Linked DNA regions of Homo sapiens: regions 2 and 3 are each linked to region 1. A link is a contact called in ENCODE Hi-C or POLR2A ChIA-PET data. All regions are on one chromosome and are shown on one strand. Each heading gives the region's core, a stretch centred on a gene start or an enhancer-like site at or near the end of the contact. The rest is flanking DNA. Distances are from core to core; before and after follow the strand shown.

Region 1 (3,669 bases), core at 81-2,580:
TAGGCCTGCCTCATCCCTGCACTGGTTCCAACCTCCCTGCACTAATGCCTGCATCCCCTCCGGCCTCTTGGCCCCCTATCCCTGCACTTCTGGAAACCTCCCTGCACTCTGGAAACCTCCCTGAACACCTCCCCAACTCTGCGCTCTCAGCCTCCCTGCATCTCTCCTGGCCTCCCTGCACTTCTTCCAGCCCCCCAAATTCTCTGGACCTCCACCCTGGCCGCCTCCTCCCAACTTTCATTGTCTTGGCATCTCTCAACCCTCAGTCCTCTCTTCCTTCCCTTCTTTATCATCTCCCCTTTCCTCTCCACGTCCCGCCCCCTTCCTCTTCCTGCCTCCTCATCTCCCTTAAGCATCCTCTTCTCCAACCTCCCGTCACCGTTTACTCTGCAAAATTGACAGCACTTAGACGAGGCTTGGGGGCAGGGAGCAGTGTTGGGAGAGGGCTCCCCAACCCCAGGCTCGGACTGTTCTCTGCTGGGACCACCCAGGGTCGGACACCCAAGGGTGCCTGGCAGGTCGCAGAGTTGGCAAGCCGGGCCTCGTATGGGGACTCGGGTGAGGGTGGCGAGTACTGGTTCCGAACGCACGCAGGGGAGAAGGGAGGGACGCGGCGCTGACCCTTCCAGGTCAGCTGGAGTTGACCCGCCCACCTGGGCTTTTCAACCCCAGTCCGCGAGTTTCTTTCTTGAAGGTGTGGGGGCTAGATTCATTCACGTGCTTCGTAATGAAATAATCCAAAAAATAGGACCAAAGCGCCCACTGGCAGGAGCGAGGGCGGGGCGCCGCGCTCTATAATTATTTTCTAAGATGATGGGGGAGGTTTGTTGCACGCGACAGCCCGCTGAGGAGGCGGGGACCGAGCTACAACGCGGTTCGGATTTGGCGGGGGTTTTTTTCCTTAAAAAAAAAAAAAAAAAAAAAAAAAAAGTCTGGGGGAAGAAAAAAACTAAAATTCTTAAAAAAAAAAAAAAAAGGCTATTATCAAACTGATTTCTCCCTTTTTGTATGCCGGATGCTGCATGAGTCTGAAACACCAATAAACGGAGACTGCATGAGACTCGCCTCCAATCTCGGTTGGTTCCTGCGTTCGTCCCGCCGGCCCGGCGGTGCTGCCTTTCTGGCAGAACCTTACTGGGTGGTATACGCATGCGACTTCCCGGTGGCCATCTTTACTGTGGGCTGAAGCCTGTGCGCTTACTCGCGCATGTGCAAGCCTTCCCTCGCTTTCCTCTTCCAAGTAGCCTTGCCTAGAGCGGAGCCTCCCGCGCCATTTCTGTGCGCCTGCGTAGCGTGACCCTGCGCAGCCTGGGAGGCGGGTCTTAGCTCCAGGTGCGTACGGCATCTGACTTGACGTGGCCCACAACTGAAAGGTCTGGGGAGAAGGCGCCGTGTCCGGGTGTGGAGAGGGGCGTCGTGGAAGCGAGAAGAGTGGCCCGTCCCTCTCCTCCCCCTTTCCCTCTTTCGGAAAGTGGTTTCTGCGGGGCCCGGGAGCCTCGGAGTACCGAACCTCGATCTCCGGGGCGGGGTCCTTGGTGGGGACTGAGCGCCCCCTCCCGGGGACGGGCGGTCTGGCCGCGGAGTCCCCTGCGGGAGCGTGATTGGCTGGAAACGGTCCCGAACCCCCAGGGGAGCCCGATCCCTGGGGGACCCTGGCTTCGGACTCCAGTATCTGTCGTCGCAGGGTCCCTGCCCTAGTGGCCTATGTCCCTTGCTCGGGGCCATGGAGACACTGCGGCCAGTACGGCGGCGCCTCTGTCTGAAGAAGGGGAAGTGACCTCCGGCCTCCAGGCTCTGGCCGTGGAGGATACCGGAGGCCCCTCTGCCTCGGCCGGTAAGGCCGAGGACGAGGGGGAAGGAGGCCGAGAGGAGACCGAGCGTGAGGGGTCCGGGGGCGAGGAGGCGCAGGGAGAAGTCCCCAGCGCTGGGGGAGAAGAGCCTGCCGAGGAGGACTCCGAGGACTGGTGCGTGCCCTGCAGCGACGAGGAGGTGGAGCTGCCTGCGGATGGGCAGCCCTGGATGCCCCCGCCCTCCGAAATCCAGCGGCTCTATGAACTGCTGGCTGCCCACGGTACTCTGGAGCTGCAAGCCGAGATCCTGCCCCGCCGGCCTCCCACGCCGGAGGCCCAGAGCGAAGAGGAGAGATCCGATGAGGAGCCGGAGGCCAAAGAAGAGGAAGAGGAAAAGTAAAGGCACACCCTTACACCTTGTCCCGGGGCTGCTCCCCTGATGGCGGGAGGAAATAGGGAGGGGAAAATGTGGGACGCTGGAACCTTTGAAAGTGGAGGGAGGGAAGCCAGCGGGGGAGGAGGAACGGGCAGGGGAGAAGCACACGTGTGGGTGGGAGGGAGGACCGCCCTCACCCTTAACTATGTTCACCTGTCCCAGACCACACATGCCCACGGAATTTGATTTTGATGATGAGCCAGTGACACCAAAGGACTCCCTGATTGACCGGAGACGCACCCCAGGTACAAACGAAGAGGAAACAGTTGGGGGAGGTGAAGGGCCTCGGCTCAGTTACCCAAGATCGGCTCCCCTAGAGGCCTTTGCTTGCTGCCTCAGCTCCCACACAACTTACAGCTGCAGGAGAGAGTATTCACCCAGTAGCACCATCTTTATGACTTAGATTACTACCTTGTCTTCCTTTTTTTTTTTTTTTTTTTTTTGAGATGGAGTCTTGCCCTTGTCCCCCAGGCTGGAGTGCAATGGCACGATCTCAACTCACTGCAACCTCCGCCTCCTGGGTTCAAGCAATTCTCCTGCCTCAGCCTCCCAAGTAGCTGGGATTACAGACGCATGCCACCACTCTGGGCCAATTTTTGTATTTTTAGTAGAGACAGGCTTTCACCATGTTGGCCAGGCTGGTCTTGAATTCCTGACCTTGTGATCCGCCCACCTCAGCCTCCCAAAGTGCTAGGATTGCAGGCATGAGCCAATGCGCCTGGCCCCTTGTCTTCCTTTAAGAGACAATTATAATACAAAAAATTAGCCGGGCATAGTGGCGGGCACCTGTAGTCCCAGCTACTCAGGAGGCTGAGGCAGGAGAATCGCTTGAGCCTGGGAGGTGGAGGTTGCAGTGACCTGAGATCACACCACTGCACTCCAGCCTGGGCGAGAGAGTGAGACTCCGTCTCAAAAAACACAATTACAGATAATTCTTTTTTTAAAAAAACAACTAGTCATTGATTCTGGAAAATTACAGATAATTCTATCATGTTTCCCATTCCCAGAAGTCCAAGTCCTGGCCTTTCAATATTATCTAGATCTGCATCCCTCTACTACCATGTACATTCTTTAATCACACCGCTGGCCCCATTTCCCACCCCACATGCCTTCCTAGAATTTACCCTCAGAGTCATGCCTTTCCTTTTTTCTTTTTTTTGAGGGGTGGAGAGACAGAGTCTTGCTGTGTTGCCCAGACTGGTTGGTCTCGAACTCTTGAGCTCAAGTGATCCATCCGCCTCGGTTCTCAAAGTGCTGAGATTACAGGCATGAGTCACTGCACCCAGCCTAGAGCCATTCTTGATTTCTCTCTCTTTTACCTGAACATTCACACCAGCAGCAAGTCTTGGTAGCTATAAGATGTACATTTCCAAGTACCTCTGCTAGTCTCCACTTTCAATACCACATCCCCATCCAAGCCACTGTCTTTCTTGCCTGGATAGT
Region 2 (3,753 bases), core at 266-2,765, 710 kb after region 1:
GTGTCGCAGGAGGTAGGAGCTGTCGCCGAAGGCCTTGCCACAATGTGGGCACTTGTAGGGCTTCTGGCCAGAGTGAGTGCGCTGGTGGCGAAGCAGGTAAGAGCTGTCGGCGAAGGCCTTGCCGCAACGGGGACATTTGTAGGGCCGCTCGCCAGTGTGGGTGCGCTGGTGTTTGATGAGGTCAGAGCTCTGGGAGAAGGCCTTGCTGCAGACCTCACATTTGTAGGGCTTCTCACCGGTGTGGATGCGCTGGTGCTGGATCAGGGTGGAGCCCCGCCCGAAGCTCTTCCCGCAGATGCCACAGATGTTAGGCCGAGGGCCCTGCCCACCCCTGGCCCGGCCACCCCGCCGACCTGGACCTCGAAGGGCTCCTGTGAGACCCAGGGGATTCTGAAGCATCTCAAACTGCGGTGTAGACAGCAGGGCCCCTGTGGGCATCTCAAAAGGTGGCCCTATGGGCAGGTCCCCTGTGGGCTGCTCCCCAAACCCCTGAGTGAAGGAGTCCAGGGGGTGAACTCCTACGGAGATATTCAAAGGACTCTTTTCCTCGGGGTTCAGAAGCATCTCCGCACCTTCCTGGAATTTGGAACTTTGAGCTTCAAATTCTGGGCTTTGGGTTTTGAGCTCAGTGTTCTGGGATTCATATCTAGAGCTCTCAGATTCATAGCCAGGGCTCCGGGGTTCATACCCGGGGCTCCGAGGTTCATAGCCAGGGCTTTGGGGTTCATACCTAGGGCTCTGGGATTCAAACTCAGGGCTCTGAGAATCTGATTCAGGGCTTCTGGGTGCAAACTCAGGGCTTGGGGGCACAAGCCCAGGGCTTCGGGACTCAAACCCCGGGCTTTCAGGCTCAAATCTGGGGCTTTGGGGTTCAAACTCTGGGCTTTGTGGCTCAAACCCAGGGCTCTGGGGTTCAAGCCCAAATGGTATCTCTTCGACTTCATAGTCCCCACTGCCTTCTTGCTGAGAAATTTCCTCTTCCTCATTCTCACTCATGTTGCCTGCAGGATGAGAGAATCCAGATCGTGTGAGACCTGGAAGGTCATTTGGTCCATTAGCAACCACACACCTCCCACCTCACATGCAGGGTCGCTGGCCCCTAGACAAGTGCTGAAATTCCCACGCCCCCCTCAGCTGACCCAAGACACCCCAGTCCCCGCCGGCCCCTCCTTCGAGTCCCAGGTGTCCCAGCCCCGGGCCCTCGCTCCCTCCCTGGAGCCACAGCCCCTTCTCCTGCGCGCAAGTCCACTCCTCGGACGGGCGCTCCCTCCTCACCTCTGAGGTACCCTTCGGGGCTCCTCATTTCGTCAGAACTCTGCACATCCTGGGGCTCGAGGCCCCACGGCAACGCCTCCCGCTCCATCCCCGCGGGCTCCCAGTGCAGCGGCGGCGGCGATGGCGGCCGATCCCGCGACCCGGCCTCGGTTGCCCCGAGCCGCGGGCCCCCGCCTCCCGCCCGCTCAGCGCCGCCCAGGGGACTCGGCGGCCCAGCCCGGGCCCCCGAGGCCGGACGTCTTGACCCCGCGCCTCTCCAGCGCGCCGGGCCCCTCCCCTGCCCGCGGCCCCGCCCCCTCCCAAGGTCTCGGCCTCCCCGTGGCCCTCACTGGCCCCCGCGCGTCGCGGCCTCGGGGATGAGGGGCTTCGCGACTACCCCGGCGGCCCCCGGCCCCCGCTCCCGCCCGAGCCCCCACCTTCTGGACCCCGGCCCCGGGCTGGGCTGCACTGTCCAACGGCCGCCCAGCACCCCCCCACCCTCCCCCGCACAGGAAGTGTCCGTCCGCGGCCAGGTCCCCCCGCCGGCTCGCGCCGCGGCCTCTCTAGGAGCCGCTGGAGGTGGAAACTCGTTGGCATTAACCCTGGGCTGGAGGGGCCCGGCCACGGGGTGGGTGAGGACCGGACGCCCCGGAGCCCGCGGGGCTACCGGGGCAGTGTGTGTGCCTATGTTCTAGGTCTCCGTCCCTCCAGAGGCCCGTCTGTCCATCTCCCGGGCCCCGCGTCGTCGGTGCGTGTGGCCAAGGGCGAGGCGACAAGCGAGACCAAGGTCAGCGAGAAGGAGCGACGCTTCCCGGCGCCAGCGGGGGCGGTGTCTCGCTCCCTCCCCTCCCGGGCCTCCGGGTCAGCTCCGGCAGCGCCTCGGGAACCGGGACGGACTCCCCTTGGCCTCGCCGAGGTCCTTGAGCCTGGGACCCCCTCCAGGAACTCCGCTCCCCGGCACCTGCGCGCGCCCGCTCCCGTTCCTCCGGCCCCCACCCAGCTCGGCTCCCCTGATCCTCCTCCTCCCTCCTCCCTCCTCGAGGGCTAGGATAGTTGCCAAGGAGACAGCCCCGCCCCGGCTCCCAGAGGCACAGCTTCTCCGCCCCAGGAAGCCCGGCGGTTGGCCGATGGGGCTCGTGCTCTAGCCGCCCCGCCTCCTCCAACCCCGCGGACGGCTGGGCGTTAATGGTCGCCAGGGAACGCCAGGCGCCTTCCTGATTGGCCGGGAGTGCTGTGGTCGGGTCCGCCTCCCCTGTCGGCCAGAAGCGCCTTCAGGAGGTAGTGGGAGGGAGGTGCCAGGCATCTCCCCTCCAGCCCGGCCTGTGCCATCAAAACTTTTCCCGCCCCCACTTAGCCTCCATTATGTTTTATGAAAGCCAGAAGATCTGAGGACAGACACCCTTCCTCCTCGTCAGCCTCACACCCCTTGCCTCTCCCCTCCACCTTCCCCAGCGCCTGAGTTTAACTCAATCCCTGGCAGCCTTAGTCCCTGTTGTTAGATTTCCTCACAGGGAGGCAGGATTCCTTCCAGGTGAGGGTGATACAAAGGAGAATTGGACTGAGAGAACCATCTGGCCTTCGAGGCATCTAACAACTCTCCAGTCTTGTCTGACTCGAATGGAGTCTTGCAGAGGAAGGGAACCTGAGAAACACTGCCTCGGGCGCAGCTTTGAATTGAGGAAGTGAGCCTGGACAGACAACTTAATATCATCCAGTTCTTGTCTTTTTTTTCTACGCTTCGTGCTGAAACAAGTTTGGCAGCGTTCTTGACAGTTAACGAGCCCGATGCCCCTGTGTGAGCAGGAGCCATGGATCGTGTTTTCTTGTCGCCTACCCAGACAAATGAAGGGAAGAGAATGTTTGGGAGGAAGGATGGCCTCTCCTTCCTGAAAAGAGGTGAGAACAAGAACTTGAAGAATGCCAAGTGGTAAAAAGTGGAGAGAAACTATCTAAATAAAGGCTTACAGGTGGGGCGCACTGGCTCATGTCTGTAATCCCAGCACTTTTGGGAGGCCAAGGCAGGTGGATCACGAGGTCAGGAGTTCAAGACCAGCCTGGCCAAGATGGTGAAACCCCGTCTCTACTAAAAAAATACAAAAATTAGCCAGGCACGGTGGTGGGCACCTGTAATCCCAGCTACTTGGGAGGCTGAGGCAGGAGAATCACTTGAACCCGGGAGGCGGAGGTTGCAGTAAGCCGAGATCTCGCCACTGCACTCTAGTCTGGGTGACAGAGCAAGACTCCGTCTCAAATAATAATAATAAAGGCTTACAAATAAAATCACAAGAGCTTATGCCACGAATGAAGCGGGGAAAACTTTCTGCCCTCCAGAGAAACAGCTTCCAGCCCCATAGCTCTCTCCCATCCCAATGTATGTTTGTCTTGAAACCTTTGCTAAGAATGGCTTACATGGTCCAGCACTAGAGCCCACAGTCAAACAGCCTACAAGAGGACCAGTTTTGGGAAGAGCTGGACATGGGGTACCCTCTGGTCATCCCC
Region 3 (3,494 bases), core at 679-3,178, 740 kb after region 1:
GGGCTGGATACTCTGCAAAGGCTGAGGGCAAGAAATGAAAGAAAAAAAGGGGGGCGGACGGGGAGAAAGGAACCAGCCTGCAGGTGAACGGCAGGGGTGGGTCCTGAGGTGGAGGTAGAGTCAACAGAGTTTAAGAGACTGGGCGTGGGGGCTCAAGGCGGTAATCCCAGCGCTTTGGGAGGTAGAGAAGGAGGATCAGCCTAGGATTTCAGGACCAGCCTGGGCAACACACCGAGAGCCAAGACCCCCTCTATAAAATATATATATTACATAACAATTTAAAACAATTAGGCCAGACGCAGTGGGTCACTTTGGAAGGCCGAAGCAGGCGAATCGCTTAGCTCCAGGAGTTAAAGACCAGCCTGGGCGACATAGTGAAACCCTGTCTCTACTAAAAATACAAAAAATTGGCTGGGCGCGGTGGCTCACGCCTGTAATCCCAGCACTTTGGGAGGCCGAGGCGGGCAGATCACAAAGTCAGAAGTTCGAGACCAGCCTGGCTAACATGGTGAAACCCCATCTCTACTAAAAACACAAAAACAAAATTAGCCGGGCGTGGTGGCGGGCGCCTGTAGTCCCAGCTACTGGGGAGGCTGAGGCGGGAGAATGGCGTCAACCAGGGAGGCGGAGCTTGCACTGAGCCGAGATGGCGCCACTGCACTCCAGCCTGCGCGACAGAGGAAGACTCTGTCTCAAAAAAAAAAAAAAAAATTAAGCAGGCTTGGTGGCGGGCGCCTGTAATCCCAGCTACTTGGGAGGTTGATACAGGAGAATTACTTGAACCTGGGAGTGGGAGGTTGCAGTGAACTGAGATGGCACCACTGCACTCCAGCCTGGGCAACGGAGTAAAACTCTGTCTAAAAAAAAAAATTACCCAGGCTTCGTGGCGAGCACCTGTACAGTCTTAGCTACTCTGGAGGCCCAGGTGGAAGGACTGCTTAAGCCCGGGAGTTCCAGGCTACAGTGAGCTATGATGCCGCCACTGCACTCAGCCTAGACAACAAAGCGAGACCCTGTCTCTAAAACAAAAACACCAAAAAAAGCCCCCAGAGTGTAGTGACCACGCAGAGGTGAGGACTCAGAGGCGGGTATGGCAGGGCCAGAGCCCCCATCACAGCTCCTTTCTAGGCTGCATCTGGGAGCCACGCAGGGGCTCAGCCTCGTCGTCGCAGTTGAGAAGGCAGTTCAGAGAGGAAACTGCTAAGCAGGTAGCTGGAGGTGGCAGAGGGTACCGGGATGGGACAGGAACAGAGAAGTCCCCATGGGACTGAGCACCCGATACTCCACCTGGGTCCGTTTGTGTCTGACATTTCGCCACCTCCGGATCCTGGGCAGCCGGACCCCACAGTTCGGCCTCCTCCTCCACCCAGGAGATGAGAGCTGGCTTGTTGCCTCCGATTCCTAGGGAAGAAGAACGCAAACCCCACGCTGCGGGGAGGCCACCTGCCCGGCCCCGGGGCCCCCAACTTCACGCGCAGCTCCCAGAGGCGCGGCAGGGCCTGTGGGGGCGCAGGGCTCAGGCGAGCAGGTGGGGCTCTCACCGAGAGCGCTCAGGTGGCCGTAGGTCTCCCGCATCACGTCCCGGTACAGGGCCCTCTGCGCTGGCCGCAAGCAGCCCCACTCCTCCCGGCAGAAGTACACGGCCACGTCCGCGAAGCTCACAGCCCCCGGCTCCCTCCACTCGGGTCCGGCCCCGTTTGGGTCCCGGGGAGGGAGCGGGGCCAGAGGCGGCGCCATGGTAACTGTCAACCCCGACGACGGATCGGCTGCCTCCCCTGGCCTGGCCTGGGCCTGCGGAACCTCCTGCGCCCGAGAAAGCCTCCCCGGCCCGGGCCCAAGGGAAGGAGGGAGGTTACTAGGGCCCCCGAGGGCGCACTAGAGGGCGTGGAAACTAACGGTGCCGATGGCAGCGGGTGTATAATCAGAAATGGAATATGCCCTCATAAAAAATGGCGGCGGCGCGGGTACTCGACCTTTGCCCCTACGCAGTCGTGCCCAAGACAACGCCCCCGGTATCTCCAGTCCGCGTTCTCTCCGTACCCTCATCCAAAATGGCCGCGGTGACTAATACAGAGGCCGGCCTTGAAAACTAGCCGCGCATGTTTAGTCCCCGGCCCGGCGAGGCGGTGCAGCAGAGAGCTCCGCCCCGGCCCGGCGAGGCGGTGCAGCAGAGAGCTCCGCCCCGGTTTGCACGAACAAAAGAGCGCCTCGCGGGAGTGAGCTGGCCTCCCGGCCTTACTGAACTCAGGCATTAGTTTTCGTTTGTGGACCGTTTTATAATCGGGCTCCAGCTCATCACTCTCTCGTTTTGTCCTTGTTATCTCAGAAACAGGGCAACAGCAGTCTCTTCCCAATGTTGAGTGTAAAAAAACCAATGGAGTGGGCGTGGCGCAGTGGCTCACGCTTGTAATCAGCAGTTTGGGAGGCCGAGGCCAGCGGAACAACTGAGGTCAGAAGTTCGAGACCAGCCTCACCAACATGGTGAAACCCCGTCTCCACTAAAAACACACAAAAAAACAGCCAGGTGTGGTGGCGTGCACCTGTAATCCCAGCTACTGGGGAGGCTGAGGCAGGAGTATCGCTTGAACGCGCGAGGCGGAGTTTGCAGTGAGCCGAGATTGCCTCACCGCACTCCAGCCTGGGCGACAGAGCGAAACTCTGTCTCAAAAATAAAAAAGAAAGAAAGAAAGAAAAAGGAGTGGATACAGGAGAACCTCCTCCATCGTAGGCTTGTTGGGGCCTGAAATTCTGGAAGTTTCTAGATGGCGGAGGCAGTGGGGAGAGTAGGGTAAGGTTGAGAAAGTCAGAGGGTCCTCTCTTCTAGGAGCTTCTCCCATGTGCTGCTCAGGACGCCTCCCAATTGCCAGTCTCCCTGTAGCTGCAGCCGGGCTCTCACCTCCCCTCACATCCTGCCCCTGGACAGATGGCCCAAGGCTCCTCTACTCAAATCCAACTCATCCCTTTCTTGCCCCAATCTGCTTCCCCTAGGGTCTTTATCTAGTAAATGTCACCAACTCTCCCCCAGACCTCTCTCTCACTTTCTGATGGTCTATTCTGTGCTCCACGTGACTTCATACATGTCCTGTTGTAGCAGGACAAGCCACAGACAAAACCCCTCAGACACCGAGTTGAAGGAAGGGTTTTATTCGGCTGGGAGCATCGGCAAGACTCACATCTCAAAAACCGACTCCCCGAGTGAGCAATCCCTGTCCCTTTTAAGGGCTCACAACTCTAAGGGGGTCCCCGTGAGAGGGTCGTGATCCATTGAACAAGCAGGGGATATGTGACTGGGTGCTGCAGGCACTGGTAATTAGAACAGGACAGGACAGGACAGGGATTTTCACAGTGCTTTTCTATACAATGTCTGTAATCTATAAATAACAAAACTGATTAGGTCAGAGGTCGATCTTTACCAGGCCCAGGGTGTGGCGCCAGGCTGTCTGCCTGTGGATTCCATTTCTGCCTTTGAGTTTTTACTTCTTCTTTCTTTGGAG

Evidence for each region. A loop is a pair of places that touch in the nucleus more often than their neighbours do. ChIA-PET counts read pairs that join two places held with the same protein, here RNA polymerase II (POLR2A). Pooled maps may share reads with other maps.
Region 2: a loop to region 1 is called in a map of gastrocnemius medialis, with 3 times the contacts of the local background. The contact joins the promoter of ZNF768 here to the promoter of PAGR1 in region 1. A Hi-C loop is called at or near these places in 1 of 168 maps with a recorded cell type or tissue (gastrocnemius medialis), 1 of 37 single-sample maps with no recorded cell type and 14 of 50 pooled maps.
Region 3: a loop to region 1 is called in a pooled map, with 4 times the contacts of the local background. The contact joins the promoter of ZNF764 here to the promoter of PAGR1 in region 1. A Hi-C loop is called at or near these places in 6 of 50 pooled maps. POLR2A ChIA-PET finds 5 or more read pairs at or near these places in 3 of 52 experiments (CD8-positive, alpha-beta T cell, PC-9 and WTC11).

The regions. Positions count from the first base shown.
Region 1 is chr16:29,814,822-29,818,490 of GRCh38, forward strand. PAGR1 (PAXIP1 associated glutamate rich protein 1) reads left to right here and starts at 1,331. Exons shown (of 3, transcript NM_024516.4): 1 at 1,331-2,186; 2 at 2,389-2,471. The coding sequence starts at 1,705. It overlaps PRRT2 (proline rich transmembrane protein 2), which reads left to right. Exons shown (of 4, transcript NM_145239.3): 4 at 1-1,060. The region is part of intron 2 of MVP-DT (MVP divergent transcript); the gene reads right to left. RefSeq lists enhancers at 41-670, 563-782, 1,033-1,282 and a silencer at 1,473-1,642.
Region 2 is chr16:30,525,051-30,528,803 of GRCh38, forward strand. ZNF768 (zinc finger protein 768) reads right to left here and starts at 1,516. Exons shown (of 2, transcript NM_024671.4): 1 at 1,276-1,516; 2 at 1-1,001. The coding sequence starts at 1,363. RefSeq lists enhancers at 962-1,021, 2,602-2,901 and silencers at 1,222-1,271, 1,292-1,611, 1,702-2,531.
Region 3 is chr16:30,556,446-30,559,939 of GRCh38, forward strand. It overlaps ZNF764 (zinc finger protein 764), which reads right to left and starts at 1,929. Exons shown (of 3, transcript NM_001172679.2): 1 at 1,542-1,929; 2 at 1,288-1,401. The coding sequence starts at 1,737. RefSeq lists enhancers at 817-1,378, 1,919-2,058.